Regions from separate parts of the Mus musculus genome. Here region 2 is linked to region 1. The links are chromatin loops, found by intact Hi-C in ENCODE. Cell type or tissue: heart. All regions are shown on one strand. Each heading gives the region's core, and the rest is flanking DNA. Links, peaks and the distances in the headings are about the cores only.

Evidence for each region. Peaks named below come from ENCODE experiments on the same cell type or tissue, not always from the same donor. Only the 100,000 strongest peaks of a DNase experiment are listed, where the experiment ranks them.
Region 2: a loop joins it to region 1, with 5 times the contacts of the local background. A loop is called at or near these places in 7 of 42 quality-filtered maps.

What each region holds. Positions count from the first base shown.
Region 1 is chr3:8,590,461-8,598,797 of GRCm38, forward strand. No RefSeq gene overlaps it. Among named protein-coding and RNA genes, the nearest start is that of Gm32496, 33 kb to the right of the region's middle. In heart, for the core only: a CTCF peak has its summit at 4,431 (motif pointing right); DNase peaks (open chromatin) are centred at 3,791, 4,421 and 5,051; H3K4me3 peaks cover 578 bases.
Region 2 is chr3:9,033,397-9,041,733 of GRCm38, forward strand. No RefSeq gene overlaps it. Among named protein-coding and RNA genes, the nearest start is that of Gm46832, 10 kb to the left of the region's middle. In heart, for the core only: a CTCF peak has its summit at 5,097 (motif pointing left); DNase peaks (open chromatin) are centred at 685 and 5,135; H3K4me3 peaks cover 1,091 bases; H3K27ac peaks cover 2,606 bases.

The DNA.
Region 1 (8,337 bases), core at 103-8,102:
CCTTTGACATTCTCCCCATGCATTCCATCCAAGGTGGGGTTCCAATGCTGGAATCTGCTTGTGTCCGTTTTTCACATAAAATATTATAGTTATTCTTTCTTCTCCTGGAGAGAGTCTGTTTTCCCATATTACTGTCCTGTGGATGGGGAGAGCACTGTCACATCCTGTGTCTGAAAAGCTCTGTGATCTGCCAGTCATGTGTAACAACATACCAGGTTCATGGCAGAAGCCTGCTGCTTCCTTGTGAAGTGAATGAACAGAAGAAATGGCTGGACCAAAGATGACTGACATAAATAAGATAAGCCTTCTTATTGCTTTCAGATGTTATTCATTTTCATTTTAAAAACTAATCCTTTGAGAATTTCATACAATGGCTTTCTATCAGTCACCTTCCAGCCCCACAATCTCTCCTAAACCCACCCCTACTTCCCATCCCCATGTTTCTGCCCCTTGTTTACTAACCCGTACAACCCAATCTTGTGCTGTCTGTTCACTTCTGGGTGTAGAGTCACCTACTAGGCTGTAACTGACTTCCCAGGAGCCACAGATTAAGGCAACATGTTCTCTCTCTCTCTCCCTAAATTTATAATCCACCAGTAGCTCCCCAACTAGGGACATAATGACCTCTCTCTCCACACTTGAACTGTTTCTGGCTTGAGCTTGCCATGCTATTGTGCATGCTACAACTGCCACAACTCACAAGTGTAACTGTCCTGCCATGTTCAGAAAACAGTGTTGTGTTGCAGTCATCCACTTCCTCTGGCTGTTATAATCTTTTTGCCCCTTCGCCATGATGATCTCTGAGCCTTGAGAAAGTCAAATGGAAATTGACTACCATAAACACACACACACACACACACACACACACACACACACACACTCAAATGGAAACCTACTACCATAGAAGCATCCTAACAGAAAGAGAGAGAGAGAGAGAGACCCATGCACACACACACACACACAATTTAAACACAGAGTTACCTGATAATAGGGGAACACTATCCATTCTGGAAACCATAAGCTATCAAATAAAAAGATGCAATGCTAGGGTTACCTCCTTTGGAGTTATTTGGTCAGTGGGGTCCCATAGACCCCAAATATTAAAGACTATTGCCAGTGCTCTTAGTTACTCTCCAGAACTTGATGGTGAGGCCTTGCTGCTGAAGTTCTAGACCACAGGAGATCAAATTGGTACTCAACTGGAATCCTCTCCTTTGCTGGATAGCTTTCATGTGCTGTAAGACACTGTGCACTCTACTGATGGAGAACCATAACCATCAGTCTTCCCAGCTGTGGGCTATACTAATGATCAACCTACAGGACATGCCTGCTAGTACAATAGAGCTCTTAATATTATGGGAGTAACCAAGCACTTTCTGATTGGACTTAAAGCTCACTCCAAAAAATAAAAATAAAAACAGGAGAGAAAAGAAATGGAACTGAGGGCCTGTGGCCACACACACCTTGTATAAAACTTACACTTAATTTCTTCTTATCACTGCATTCTGCTAAGTTGACACAGCTTTAAACCTGCTCCTAATGCTTACCTCTGTCTTCATAAGTCAGCAGATCAGTCAACCCTCACTAGAGACGCTTCTTTTTTGTGGTAGGTGACAAACTGCCATAAATTTAACACAGAGACCCAGGCACAATCTCCAGAGAATAAGAGACTAGACTGGTCTTCCTTAAACTGTGATATCTAATTTTTAAGTGTATCTCTGAGTGTGTTGGTTTAAATACGTTTGGGCCCTGTGGATTCATGTGTTTGAATATTTGGCCCGTGGGAAGTGGCACTATTAGAAAGTGTAGCCTTGTTGAAGGACGTGTGTCACTGTGGGAGTGGACTTTTAGGTCTCCTGTGCTCAGGCTCTTCCCAGTGCAGATGATGACAGCCTCCTCCTGGCTGCCTTCCGATCAAGACGTAGAACTCTTGGTTCCTCAAGCACTATGTCTACCTGCATGCTGCCATGTTTCCCACCGTGATGATAATGGACTGAATCTCTAAGCCTATAAGATAGGCCCATTTAAAATTTTCTTTATAAAAGATGCCTTGGCCATGTTGTCTTTTCACAACAATAAACCCCTAAGTAGTGTGTGTGTGTGTGTGTGTGTGTGTGTGTGTGTGTGTGTGTGTGTGAATATGAATGGAAAAGAGTATTACCTGCTCTTGCATAAGATCCAAGTTTGGTTTGGTTTGGATTTTGTTTCAGTTTTCTTTGTATTTCTATGTTTTAATTGATTGGTTGGTTGGTTGGTTGGTTGGTTGGTTGGTTAATTGATTGTTTGATTGATTGATTGATCGATTGACTGATTGATTGATTATTGGGCTTTTGTTTGGTTTTTGAGAGACAGAGAAAGAACATGAAGTTCATAGGTAGTGAGGTGAGGAGGACCTGGGAGGAGCTGGAAGAGTGGAAAAAAATATGATCACAAAGTGTGAAAAGTATTTTTAAAGCCAATAAGTACCAAATAAGAAATCTCAAAGGATTAATAACTTGACTATCAGTCACTAAGCATGTGCATACTGTATTAGGGCAAAAGGAACAATAACCTGGTGATTTTATACCATAACCAATGACAGTAACTTCAAATGAACACATCTTGAAGAAAAAAGGGTTTGCTGAACTGAAGATTAAACCTTAGTCTCACGTGAGGCGCCGTAGCACGTAGTAAGTCTACATGCATAGTCGATTTGTCATTATCGTTGTTGTTGATGGTGATGGTGGTGGTGACAGTAGAGTCTCATTATGTTGCCCAAGCTGACCTTGAGCTCTCTTGTATTCCAAGCAGGCTTTAAACTGAGTTTCCCAAGTGGTACACCCTACACCACCAGGAGTAGGTTGAGTTAATTATTTTCATTCTCTAAGTGATACTAGAAATAATTTAAAAGACAAAGCTTTTAAAATGTATTTGTGCCAAGCATGGCAGTGCATAACTCAACCTTACTACTAGGGGGTGTGAGGGCAGGAGGATCAGGAGTTCTTAGTCAGCCTTGATGATGGAGCAAATTTGGGCTACGTGAGACTTCATCTCAAAAAATCATAAATATAATAATAAACAAAATATAATAGATAACTCAGAGGCTTTTCTTCTCCTGCTTCACAATTAAAGCCTTTCCAAGTATAGGCTAGATCTAAGCCAGTCAGTGGTGGTCTGTAGGGGACACAAACAAGGCTCTGAGGAGAAGTAACTTAAACAGAGCCCAGAATGAGTACGCCCTGGGAAGGGAGTACAGAATCTGTAGAACTTTACTGCAACCTTGTGAGCTCAGTAAGCAACCCTGAGACTGGCAGAAGCCCTCGTGGAAACCATGGGTGCACAGTTTCCCCAGTGCTCACACAGCCTGAGGGGGCTGGCCACCTTTGCCTTCTCTTCTCTGCTCTCCCAAACACTAAACCATAGCCACTCTCCTCCCTTCCATCCCTCTGCCATCAGCCATTCCCAAAAATATCTTTCTTTATCTCATTCTCGTTCTTTGTAACTCTTATTTTCACGTGTGTAGAAATGACTGTGTGCCACACCCTGTGCATAAGTGCATAGAAACCAGCCTTTAGCTTGGTTGGATACTGCGCTGTTCTCTTCTGAAAACAGAACTCTAGGAAGCAAACGTCACCACTTCCTTCTCTAACAGTGGCTGCCACTGACCCACAGATAGTGTTCTCTGCCCTTCAGCACCTCTGGCAGGATGCAGACATCATCCCACGCTTCTCCCTCCAACGCTGCTGACCAGCAGTGGTCATAGCTTTCCATCACCAGGTCCTTCCCAGCTGTACATCTGTGCGTGCAGTTTTCCTGGATTGAGGACCCTCCTCCAGCACGTGTACTGATTCCAATGCCCTCCTTTGGGAACCTGGGAACACCACTCCGTCCCCTGAACGTCTCAGAATGGGCAGCTCTCTTCTCTTCCCATCACCCTTTGCTCATCACTGCCCACGGCTACCACATCGACACTGAAATCACTAACCTATCCCATGAACTTTACTGAGGGGTGTTAAGTGCCAAATGTTTAGATAGTTACTGGAAACACAGAAGGAACTACATGGAAATGAGCTTTGTCTCCGCCCACTTCACTCCCTGCACATCTAATCTATGAGGGTAAATTTACAGTAAACAATGAGACTGAATATGAATGTTTGTATTCAACAAGTGACGAAAGTCAGAACCTGTTAGGAAAATGGAGAAACAGCAACTGACAAACGTTCAGAGAATTTCCTCTGAAGCGACAGCAGAGCGCCGCGCACACAGTAGGAACTCGCTGGGTTTCCTTAACCGTTGGACAGAGCTAAAGATGAGTAGACATGAGGAACGCACGAAGGTGTACAATATCACTGCGGGGAGAGGATAGCACTGGGAAGACTTTACAAAGGAGATAGGGAGACTGGCCCATCTCACTTCCCTTTCAGGACAAAAATGTGAGATCCCTCTGAGCCACCAGGGGGCAGTGTTTAATCACAAGTGATGAGAACTCCCTGGACCAAGGCTGCACTGAATGTTTGCAGACAGTACCTTTAGGAAATAGTATATAACATAATATAATATATATATAATATAAGCAAAGTGTTATTCACTCCCTCCACATCGGTAATAAACACAACCCTCAAAGATGATAAAATGATAGTGGGATTAAAATCTATGAAGGCGGGATGCACTCATATTCAGAGTTCTGCAATTAGCCTTATCTGCCAGACTGAATCCTTACTTCCTGGTCATTTATCATCTCTGTCACTTGGCTATAGGTCCTAGCAGGTATTCATAATAGGTGCAAAGGAATTTTCCGGTTCCTCTTCGGTATTTGTGCTGTTTGAGCACTTCCAAATGCTGCTTCCTTCCTGTTGAATAGCTTTATTTAGCTTCATCTTAGGTTATTCAAACAGATGAGAGGCAATTACCTTTTTTTTTTTTTTTTTTTTTGGCTTGGTAGTGAGGAAAGCAGAGCTGCTTGCTGCTGGCTAGCAGAATGGAAAGAGTCCTCGCTGCTTGCTGCTAGAAGGAGGGAGCAAGCCCTGGCACAGTGCCATTTCTTTGCAAAACTCAGTGACCAGGTGCTTTCCAGAGTGTGTCATTCAAGACACCTAAGGATGTGATTCCTGTCAGAACTAGAGGCCCTGATTGGAGCAAAGAGGGCGTCCCACAGCTTCAGATAATCTTGCAGGAGGAACCAGACACTGTTTCAGGAAGTAAAATGCCATAAAAGTTGGAAGGAAATGACCCAGGCTTTGCTTCCTGGTTATTCAATCAACAGCTATTCACTAAACATCGTGCGTAAAATGTGCAGGAACAGCGATGGAAACACACTTCCTTGTCCTGAGAAACTAGAATTGGATTCTTTTTACAAATATGAGCAGTAGTATAAGAGAGACTAACAGTAAGAGTTCGCTGAATCACCAGGTCACCAAGTGCCCAGTGGAGATGAGATATGAGAGTGTAGATGACAGGGATGAGGTGCAGAGCTTGGCACCACACACCTGCAAGCCCAGACGCAGGGCACTGAGGCAGGAGCTTGGTTTCCTGACCAGCCTGGGACACAGGGTAAGACTGTCTCTTCTTTAAAAAAAATTTAAAAAGTATTAATTTCCTCAGCTACTAGTAATGGGCCACTTATGTTAAAAGACAGAGATATGAATAAGCCATAAGGCCTGGCAGACCATTGAATAAATCATTTATTTGTAATGCTGTGTGTGTGAGAGAGCGAGTGTGTGTTTTACTACATTGAAGATGACTAGATAATTAAAGATAGAAGATGGGCAATTAGAGTTCTCTAGAGGAACAGAACCCAGAGCCTTGCTGATGAAGGGGATTTCCTAGACCATCTTGCAAAGACTACCCACAATGGCTGTTTGAGCCTGAGAACCTCTAGTTGCTCAGACCTCGGAGCTGAATGACATCTTTAATCTGGTGCTAACACCCAAACAGTTCTTAGAAAATCACTGGTCTTCAGCTGGGTTCCGATGGCAGCCAAGGGTGGTGGCTGCTGCATCAAGGGAGATCCCAGGGAGGCACAAGACAGCCAAGAGAACAAGAGGGCACTGCTCCCCACAGACCTGTCTGTACCTGGGAGTCTGCCAGAAGATGGTGCCCACTGCCCTTATTGAATTCTCCCGGAAAGTAACCTTGCATGCCCATCCAAAGGAGTCTCTTAGCTGAATCCAGAACCTGCTAAGCTGACAAACAAGATTAACCAAAATTCATTCCTAGATCATACATACATACATACACACACACACACACACACACACACACGCGCGCGCGCGCGCGCGCGCGTAAGGAAGATAGACATACATGTAAGGAAGATAGACAGTCTCTAATGTGAGTGTAGTAATGATAGAAATGATAATGGAGGCGCTAACATAAGTGTCCTGATCTGATAGGGAGATGCTCAATGAAAGATGCTAGACATGAGCTGGCAGTGCCTCAGGGGATAAAGTCAGTCACTGGCAAACCTGAGTTTGATCTTCAGAACATACATGGTGAAGCAAAGAGAGAACTCACTTCACAAAATTGTCCTCTGATTTTTACACACTCACAAACGTAATAAAATTAATAATAATAGCAACAAAAATATTTTTCAAAAGAAAAGTAGAAAAGGTGCTATGTGAGAGATGCCATGTCCTTGCTTGGCTTCAGGAATTGACATAACTTGGGCTGTGAAGGAATGAAGAAAGGACATATACCCAGACATGGAGAAGCTAGATTCTCTGATGGAGGAACTGAAGCATCCCAGAAGCTCAGTGAATTTATTATATACTATTGAACTGGAGGGGAGGGGGGAGGGAGGGAGGGAGGGAGAGAGGGAGGGAGGGAGGGAGAGAGGGAGGGAGGGAAGAAGGGAGGGAGGGAGGGAGGAAGGGAGGGAGGAAGGGAGGAAGGGAGGAAGGGAGGAAGGGAGGAAGGGAGGAAGGGAGGAAGGGAGGAAGGAAGGAAGGAAGGAAGGAAGGAAGGAAGGAAGGAAGGAAGGAAGGAAGGAAGGAAGGAAGGAAGGAAGGAAAGGTTGTTGCATACAGCTGAACAAGGAAGTAGGCTTAGCCAATGCTGTAGGAACAGTCTCGGGGGTGGCTACGGTGAACATTTTCTATCAAGAGTCTCAAACTCAGGCCTGAGAAAGCTTTTGCCCTTCTTCTGAGCCTCACCCTGGTAAAACTGGTGCTTTGCCACTCCAATGGGGCTGAGAGTCTTTGACTGGGAAATATCCATGTCAACAATACATATTGACTCAGGACTTTACTAGCTCCCTGTAGGGGAAACTGGTGTCTTCTAACTGAACTACTGGAGAAAGGATCTTCCAGGTAGGAGGAACTTTCATACGTGCTTGGCAGAGGCAGAAACAGACCTGGTAGTCAATCACACCCAGGCTCAGGGTCAAACTGATTTACCATGGGAGGAGATGGGACCAGCAAAGGATGGGAACTGATGGTTTTGTGATCCTAAGAACAACTTTACACTACAGAGCACTGGATATATCAGAGAAGACTACAACATATATGTGTGAGAGAAAAGGTATTTTAATAGTTGAAGAGAATAATTTGTAGTAGAAAATGGTCTCAGCTGATACAACAACCAACAGCCTAAAAGGGACGCAGATAAAGACCCTGGTCTCTGTGTGAATGGCGGGGAGCACGTGTCACAGCAGTGTGTGGACGACAGACAATGACCTTGGGTGTCGGTCCTTTGCTTCCACACCTTTTGAGGCAGAGTTTTCACTGTTCACCAGCACCTGTAATAGCCTAACTAGCCTGGATTCCAGGGCTGTTCCTGTCTCTGTTTCCCATAGTCCCATAGAAATGTGGGAAATATTTCCAAATTCCCATGCATTACTGTATCAGATTTTTATATGGGTTCTGGGAATCCTACCTTGAGTCATGAGCTTACTCAGCAAGCTGGGGCCACTGCACAGCTGCCCAGCCCTCCCCAGCCCTATTCTTTCTTTCTTTCTTTCTTTCTTTCTTTCTTTTTCTTTTTCTTTTTCTTTTTCTTTTTCTTTTTCTTTTTCTTTTTCTTTTTTTTTTTTAAGTCAACACTGTCATGAGGACACTGCAGGAGCCCAGCCTGAGTAAAACGAACCCAGGGCCCTAATGAAAATGGAAAGGTGCGGTGGGGAGAGGATGTGACACAGGTTTGGGGGATGTGATGCAGGGTTAAAAGACAGAGCAGTCTAGATGAAGGAAACAAATGGAAGGTTAGTATAATTCTTAGAGTGAAGAGGAAGGGATGCCATCTCCCATCACACAGTGAAACGAGCCTCCACAGTCAGCATCCTGCACAGAGGCGGACTGGACATCAGTAGACAGGAGTGATGCCGGCTAGTGTTTGCGACATGCTGACACTGTGCTGCCTTCCCAC
Region 2 (8,337 bases), core at 317-8,316, 440 kb after region 1:
CCTACACACACACACACACCACATACATACACACATACTCCTACACACACACACACCATACACACATACCCCTACACACACACACACACACACACACACACACACACTCAGACTGATCAGGAGACATTTCAATTAAAAGTCAATTTGAAGGACCAAGCTGTACCTCAGTTGTAGAGTACTTGCCTGGCATGCATAAGACACTGGCTTCAATTCAGAGTACCACACACACAAAAGTAAATAACTCGGAGAACTACTTTGTGACGGTGATCTAATAACACATGCAAGGAGTTTCTCATTGTATTTGTCTGATTGATGCTCCAAACATGTCTGTTGTTCAAGATGGCAGCTCCCTAAAAGCCTGCCTGCAGGCACAGTGAGTGGGGGTTCTTTCAGGACGGCCGGCCCGTCATTCTTTAGTCTGCTGGGAGGACTAGGTCAACACTTCAATTTAAAAGCTCTCTCTCCTGACCACATGGCAACAGGCAGAGCAGCAAGCAAGGTTTTACGTTCTCTCCTGCAGGGTTTCAATTGTTGAAGTTCTGTTGTTTATCATTTACGTCCGTTTTTAAAAAATGCGTGAAATAGTTAGCAAATATTTCACTTCAGCTGTGAAGCAAGGCAGAGGAATGACATCACTCTGCCCGTCATTCACTGTCCCACTGGTGTAGAAAGTGCTTTACAAGCTGGTAAGTGCGCTTTCCGGTTGCTGGTGCAGAGTCAGATGAAGATAAATCTTCTCGAGGGAAGTTAGGGAAAGGCAGTGGGCCATTAGCTGATATTTCTGGAACACTATTCTCGTCTTCTCTAGAGGACTGAAAATGGGCACGGCAGTGCCGGCAGGATGCATGGGTGATTATCCAACATAAAACCTCCGTGGTATCCCTTCTCTGTCTATTGAGTCACAAGAAAACTAAACAAAAGGCATACCAGATTATACACACCTTAATTGTGTTACGAATACAACTTGCGGCATGATGATGTCTACAAACAGGAAATCACACTACAGTTAAAAGCAAGAGTGCAATTATTTTTCAAGCCATAAGCAGGGGCGGCTAAGCCGGGGAGCCACAGAGAGTATGGCAAGCTCCAAATCCAAGCAGACAAGACAATAATGGCTTCATTATATAAGCTGCACGACAGATGGATCTCTTTCTAAACACGTGGCCTTCTCCCACCCCACCCCAAGGCGATTATCCAATGTCACGCCCTTCTAAAGTGGTACTAAACAGAGACAACACTGACAGCCAGCAACAGCACTCTGACGTGCAGTGAGCTTTAGGGCTGATTTCTCTCCCTCAGCAGGAGTTTCAGCTTCCGGTTTCTGTGGTATCTTCACAGTTTCAGAGCACTGGGCCAAAGGGCACTTTGCAGTCAGTGTCTGCATATACCTTTCAGACTTGCCATCTGATCCTTCCAGAACAAAGTGTGGTGCTGAGCTTTGAGGTGTTCTATGAAGGTCAAAGGTCAACCAGCTAGCTCAGCACCAGACTGTGGAAGTCGGGGGGGGGGGGGGGGGGGGGGCAAGCAGGGCTCTTGCTTTAAGAAGTTTCTTACCTACTTCTGTTTCTCCTCCCTTCTTCTTCCACTCTGTCAGTCCTCTTCATATGCTTTGTCTGTCGACAACTGCATACAAGCATGCAATGTGTCGACAACTGCATACAAGCATGCAGTGTGTCAACAATTGCACACATGCATACATGGTATTTTGATGATACGTGGCCCACTCTGCACTCACTTTCTCTGAGCCTCTTCATCTCCCAGATAGTTCTTGTTGTGGGGGAGAAGGGGAGGTGGGGTTTAGTTAAGTTTGTTTATATATAAGTATGGGTTGTTATTTTTTAATTTATTCATTTTATGTGCATTGGCATTTTGCTTGCATATCTGCCCGAGGATGTCAGATCCCTTGCAACTGGACTTACAGGCAGTTGTGAGCCACCATTTGGTTCCGGGAATTAAACCCAGGTCCTCAGGAAGAGCAATCAGTGTTCTCAAGCCCTCTCTCCGGCACCCCTCCCCCACATACCCTTTGTTTTTGTAACTGGAGCATGGGCTCCCTCATTTTAGCTGATTCTCAGCAACTCTAGGAGCCAGAAACCAGCAGGAGAGATGTAGTGTGAAATATCAGTCCTAGATGGTTTAAACCTATCTCATTTTTGAGACTGGACCTTCCCTTGCTAGTACACTGTGGCGGGTGTTTCACTGTGTCGGTCTGTACTTCAACCACAGATGCTGTGTCTGCTGGTGCCAGGGGATTGGTCTCTTTTCTCTCCTGACCTTTCCCTTCTCCATGTCCTTTACTGTGGCCCCACAGTAGCTATACATGGAATTTCTATACCATGTACTTTCATGACCCCTCAGCCACGACCCTAGATGGAAATAGCATATTTAGCAAGAGAGAAATATGATAACCGTACTGTGTGAGAAAAGAATCTATTTTCAATAAAAGGAAAGAAAAAAAGAAAAAAGAAAACCCCCCTGGTGCCTGAACACATGTCGTAAGGAGTGAGTGAGGTGTTCTTGAAATGCATGGACCGAGCCAGGCGTGGTGGCGCATGCCTTTAATCCCAGCACTCAGGAGGCAGAGGCAGGCAGATTTCTGAGTTCAAGGCCAGCCTGGTCTACAGAGTGAGTTCCAGGACAGCCAGGGCTACACAGAGAAACCCTGTCTTGAAAAACCAAAAAAAAAAAAAGAGGGAGAAAAAAAAAAGACAAAAAGAAATGCATGGACCCACATGTCATGTCTTCATCAGTATCCTCTGTAAGATGCTTTAATAGCCCAGTACATGTAAGAGCAATTTGAAGCAGCTTCAATCAATACTGAGGTAATACATAGCATGTAATAATGGAGTACGCCATCAACCCCACTTCAAAAAGTCCTAGCAAAAGAAATCACTCGGTTGATTATCAGTCACAGCCTGGACTGCAATCCCGCAGGTCTTAATTCTAATACTTACGTTTTATATTTTTATAGTGTTCGTCATGAAAACTCTCCCAGGGATAATGGATTGGATCTGTGTTTACTTTTCTGTAGACTGGCATGATGCTAACTAACAAGGTACTAAATTTTTCTTGAATATGCTTAGCTACACATTAGATGGTAAATGTGACTCCCGGGGCTTGAAACAGTGTAGGACTAAATCCATAGCTAAGCTTATTTATCAAATGTTGTCAGCATAATCGATGCACTAACCATATTCCAGAGAAACACACCTGCTCGTGCAAACGGTGCTGTCTGCTTCTGCAGAGAGAGTGCATTGAGTGTGTCTCAGCAAAGCATAGAGGCTTCTGCCTGAGTCAAGCTCGAACTGAGTTCCAATTTGCAACACTCACAGCCTTTGTGTTAGCGGCATTTTTTTCTGTTTTTGCTTGTTTGTTTGTTTTCTAAAGACAGGGTTTCTCTGTTTAGTCCTGACTGGCCTGGAACTCGATCTGTACACAAGGCTGGCCTTGAGCTCAAGAGCTCCACCTGCCTCTGCCTCCCAGTGCTGGGATTAAAGGCGTGGGCCACCAACAGGCAGCTGCAAATTATGGCTCTGTGCTTTTGTTTTCGTTTTGTGAGAGCATTTTCTCAATTGAAGTTCCCACCTTTCCGATAACCCTAGTTTGTGTCAAGATAGTCACTGTTTTATTCCTGTGAAGAGACATCATGACCAAGGCAACTCTTATTTTAAAAAGCATTTAATTGGAGGTTTGCTTACAGTTTTAGAGGGTTAGGTTAGTCAATGGTCATCATGGTGGTAAGCAGCTAAGCAGAGTAATGGAGGGGTAGCTAAGAGCTTTACGTCCTCCACAGGCAGCAAGCAGAGAGAGAGCGCGCGTGCGTGCGTGCGTGCGTGCGTGCGTGCGTGTGTGTGTGTGTGTGTGTGTGTGTGTGTGAGAGAGGCGTGTGTGTGTGTGTGTGTGTGTGTGAGAGAGAGAGAGAGAGAGAGAGGCGTGTGTGTGTGTGTGTGAGAGAGAGAGAGAGAAAGAGAGAGAGAGAGAGAGAGAGAGAGGCGGATGCAGGCACACTAGGCCTTGCCTGCACTTTTGACTTCTCAACACCTACCTATAGTGACACATGTACTCTAACTAGGCCACACCTGATTGCATTCCTGAAGCTAGTCCCCAAGGCCATCAATTTAGCCACTCCTTCATCCCGAAGCTGACTACCAAGGTCCAGCTATCAAAGTATTGAAGTCCAGCAATCAAAAGCCTCCTTTGACCACCTAATTAACATGGCCCATTAAAAGTAAACATCTCATCCTCATATGGGGTTCCCCCTTCCCTTTATAAACTGTCTATCCTGAGGCTATCCCCCCCCCCAATATCCTGCCCTTTCTTCCTTGTTCCCTCCCCTTCTCCCATGTCTTCTGTCTCTTATTCCCTTTCTCTGTCCCTCTGGGGCAAATAAATCTCCTCTATGCTGAGAAGTTGGTCCTGAGCAGATAGCAATCACTTCACATCGAGTCATCACTCAGATATCGGCCTATAGGATACCCTCCCTTAGTCCGGGTCTCGCCCTTTCCGACCTTCCGGCGCCAGCCTTCTTCATCCAACAGTGACTAACTGAACTCCTTAGATTTCTACACCTGATACACACAGTCCGTTCAGTTCGGTGCGGTTGGCAAGCTTTCCTTTCGCGTCTTGTGGCTGTACTGCTAGAATTCAGCATTTGCTCTTAGCTGTCTGAAAACCCTGTTGACAGGTTTCAGATTCCTTCATGGATCCCCATGGAGTCTCTCTGGGTGAGGGAGTCTAGGTGATGATACCCTCTGTCCCAGAGGTCGCTCTTTTGGGACTCTTCAGAAACATGGAAAAGCCCTTTCTCTCGACTTCTGCTCACCAGCCTCTGCTAGTGATAGAGACGCTCTCCTCCATCTGAAAACTGTTCATTAATGGTGCACTTTAGCACCGAACAAAAACACCGGAATGCGTCCCTGCTTTCTCTTCTGCCTTCTACGAACACTCAGTGTGACTCCTCCACTCTCTGAACTTTTCCAAACCTCATTTTAAACCTTTGTGCCTGTCCTATTTAACCTTCTGCGAGCTGCATGCATACTGCCAGCCACAGAGTCACCAGCTGAAGTGACGCCGGCCCAGGCAGCCCTGCCCCCTGCTGTGCAGCCAGTGCCTCTGCAAGAGCTCGCCCTACTTTCAGCCTCAGCACTGTCCCCACAGGACACGCCCCTTAGGTCCGTGCTGCTACCGCAGGCTCCAGCCTCCACTGCCTGCAGCTGCTTCACTCCCGCAGTCCTGTCCCCCAGTCCTGTCCCCCAGTCCTGTCCCCCCCTAGGAATTAGAGCTTCCTTAGCATGTCTGGGCCACAGGTAGTGTTTTCTCTTAGGTCCTTCTAGGCCTCTGGACGTCGCTCCAGCCCCGAGCTTCCTCCTGGAAGTCCTACAGTTTCTTTAGGTCCATGTCTGGTCTCCTGAGACCCCACCACCACCCCCCACGTCCTCTGCCACTTGTCCCATGGGTATTTATGCCTATTTTTCCTGACCAAATTATTAATAATATCCCCTTTTACGTTCCATGTTTATTTGATAAACCATACAGATAACCTTCATATATCACAAGTTCAAAGTCATCTCTGAACTTTTGAGACCCTGTTTCAAAAACAAAACCAGGGCATTTGGGAGGCTGAAATGCCTGGAGTTCAAGGCCAATTGGGATAACATGGAAAGATGCTGCCTGAAAGAAAGGAAGTGGGGTGGGGAGGGGAGGGGAGGGAAGAGACAGACAGAGAGTAAGCAAACAAGCATGAAAGAGACCCATATAAATCTCATTCATTCTGGGCAAAGTTTTACACAGGAAAACACACTTAAAATAAAAGATTTATTTATTTATTTTATGTCTATGAGTACACTGTAGCTGTACAGATGGTTGTGAGCCTTCATGTGGTTGTTAGGAATTGAATTTTAGGACCTCTGCTCGCTCTGGCTGGACCCACTTGCTCCAGCCCAAAGATTTATTTATTATTATACATAAGTACTCTGCAGCTGTCTTCAGACACACCAGAAAGGGCGTCAGATCTCATTACAGGTGGTTGTGAACCACCATGTGGTTGCTGGGATTTGAACTCAGGATCTTCAGAAGAGCAGTCAGTGCTCTTACCCGCTGAGCCATCTCACCAGCCCCCACTTTTTTTTTCAGCTTAAAAATACTGTCTTTATTCAGAACCAGAAAGAATTTAAAAATTACACCATTATGAAAGTTTAATATAGGTAGACCAGTCTGCACAGGTCAGCTCACAGACTGCGGAGGGCAAACAAGCAGACTGCAGAAGCAACACAGTTTCTGGGACAGACCCCCATTTCGGGCTCCAGACATCGGGGCACCTTCCCCACCAGAGGAGAGGTGGCCTCCTGGGAGGGCTCTGACTCCCAGAGCAGGTGAGAGAGCCATCTTGTGTCTGGTCCCTCGGAGACCAGTCTGTGCAGGTGAGCATGCAGACTGCAGAGGCAACAAATCTTCTGGGACAGGCCCTGTTTCAGGCCTTCATCTTCAGCCAGGAGGCAGGTCTGAACACCAGACCTCTGTGCACCTTCCCTGCAAGAGGAGAGCTTGCCTGCAGAGAGTACTCTAACCACTGAGACTCAGGAGAGAGCTGGACCCCTAGGACTGCTGACAGAGGCTAACAGAATCACAGGAGGAACAGGCTCCATCCAGCCAGAGACAACTATAACAACTAACACCAGAGATTACCAGATGGTGAAAGGTAAACGTAAGAATCTTACCAACAGAAACTAAGATCGCTCACCATCATCAGAACCCAGCACTCCCACCTCAGCCAGTCCTGGATACCCCAACATACCCGAAAAGCAAGATTTGGATTCAAAATCATATCTCATGATGCTGGTAGAGGACTTTAAGAAGGGCATTAATAACTCACTTAAAGAAATACAGGAGAGGCCGGGCGTGGTGGCGCACGCCTTTAATCCCAGCACTCAGGAGGCACAGGCAGGCGGATTTCTGAGTTCGAGGCCAGCCTGGTCTACAAAGTGAGTTCCAGGCAGCCAGGGCTATACAGAGAAACCCTGTCTCGAAAAACCAAAACAAAACAAAACAAAAAAAGAAATACAGGAGAAAACTGCTAAAGAGTTACAACTCCTTAAAGAAAACAGGTAGAAGTTCTTAGAGAATTATAGGAAAACACTGCTAAACAGGTAAAAGTCCTTAAAGAGGAAACACAAAAATCCCTTAAAGAATTACAGGAAAACACACCCAAACAGGTGATGGAATTGAACAAAACTGTACAAGATCTAAACATGGAAGTAGAAACAATAAAGAAAACCCAAAGGGAGACAACTCTGGAGATAGAAACCCTAGGAAAGAAATCAGGAGCCATAGATGTGAGCATCAGCAACAGAATACAAGACATGGAAGAGAGAATCTCAGGTGCAGAAGATTCCATAGAGAACATTGACACAACAATCAAAGAAAAATGCAAAATGCAAAAAGATCCTAACTCAAAACATCCAGGAAACCCAGGACACAATGAGAAGTCCAAACCTACAAATAATAGGAGTAGATGAGAATGAAGACTTTCAACTTAAAGGGCCAGTAAATATCTTGAACAAAATTATAGAAGAAAACTTCCCAAACCTAAAAACAGAGAAGCCCATGAACATACAAGAAGCCTACAGAACTCCAAAAAGACTGGAACAGAAAAGAAATTCCTCTCGACACATAATAATCAGAACAATAAATGCACTAAATAAAGAGAGAATATTAAAAGCAGGAAGAAAAAAAGGACAAGTAACATATAAAGGCAGGCCTATTAGAATTACACCAAACTTCTCACCAGAGACTATGAAAGCCAGAAGAGCCTGGACAGATGTTATGCAGACCCTAAGAGAACACAAATGCCAGCCCAGGCTAAAATACCCAGCAAAACTCTCAATTACCATAGATGGAGAAACCAATGTATTCCATAATAAAACCAAATTCACACAATATCTTTCCACAAATCCAGCCCTTCAAAGGATAATAAAGGGAAAGCACCAACACAAGGACGGAAACTATGCCCTAGAAAAAGCAAGAAAGCAATCCTTCAACAAACCTAAAAGAAGACAGCCACAAGAACAGAATCCCAACTTTAACAACAAAAATAACAGGAAGCAACAATTACTTTTCTTTAATTTCTCTTAACATGAATGGACTCAATTCCCCAATAAAAATAGACTAATAGAATGGCTCCACAAACAGGACCCAACATTTTGCTGCTTACTGGAAACCCACCTAGGGAAAAAGACAGACACTATCTCAGAGTGAAAGGCTGGAAAACAATTTTCCAAGCAAATAGTCCAAAGAAACAAGCTGGAGTAGCCATTCTAATATCGAATAAAATCGACTTCC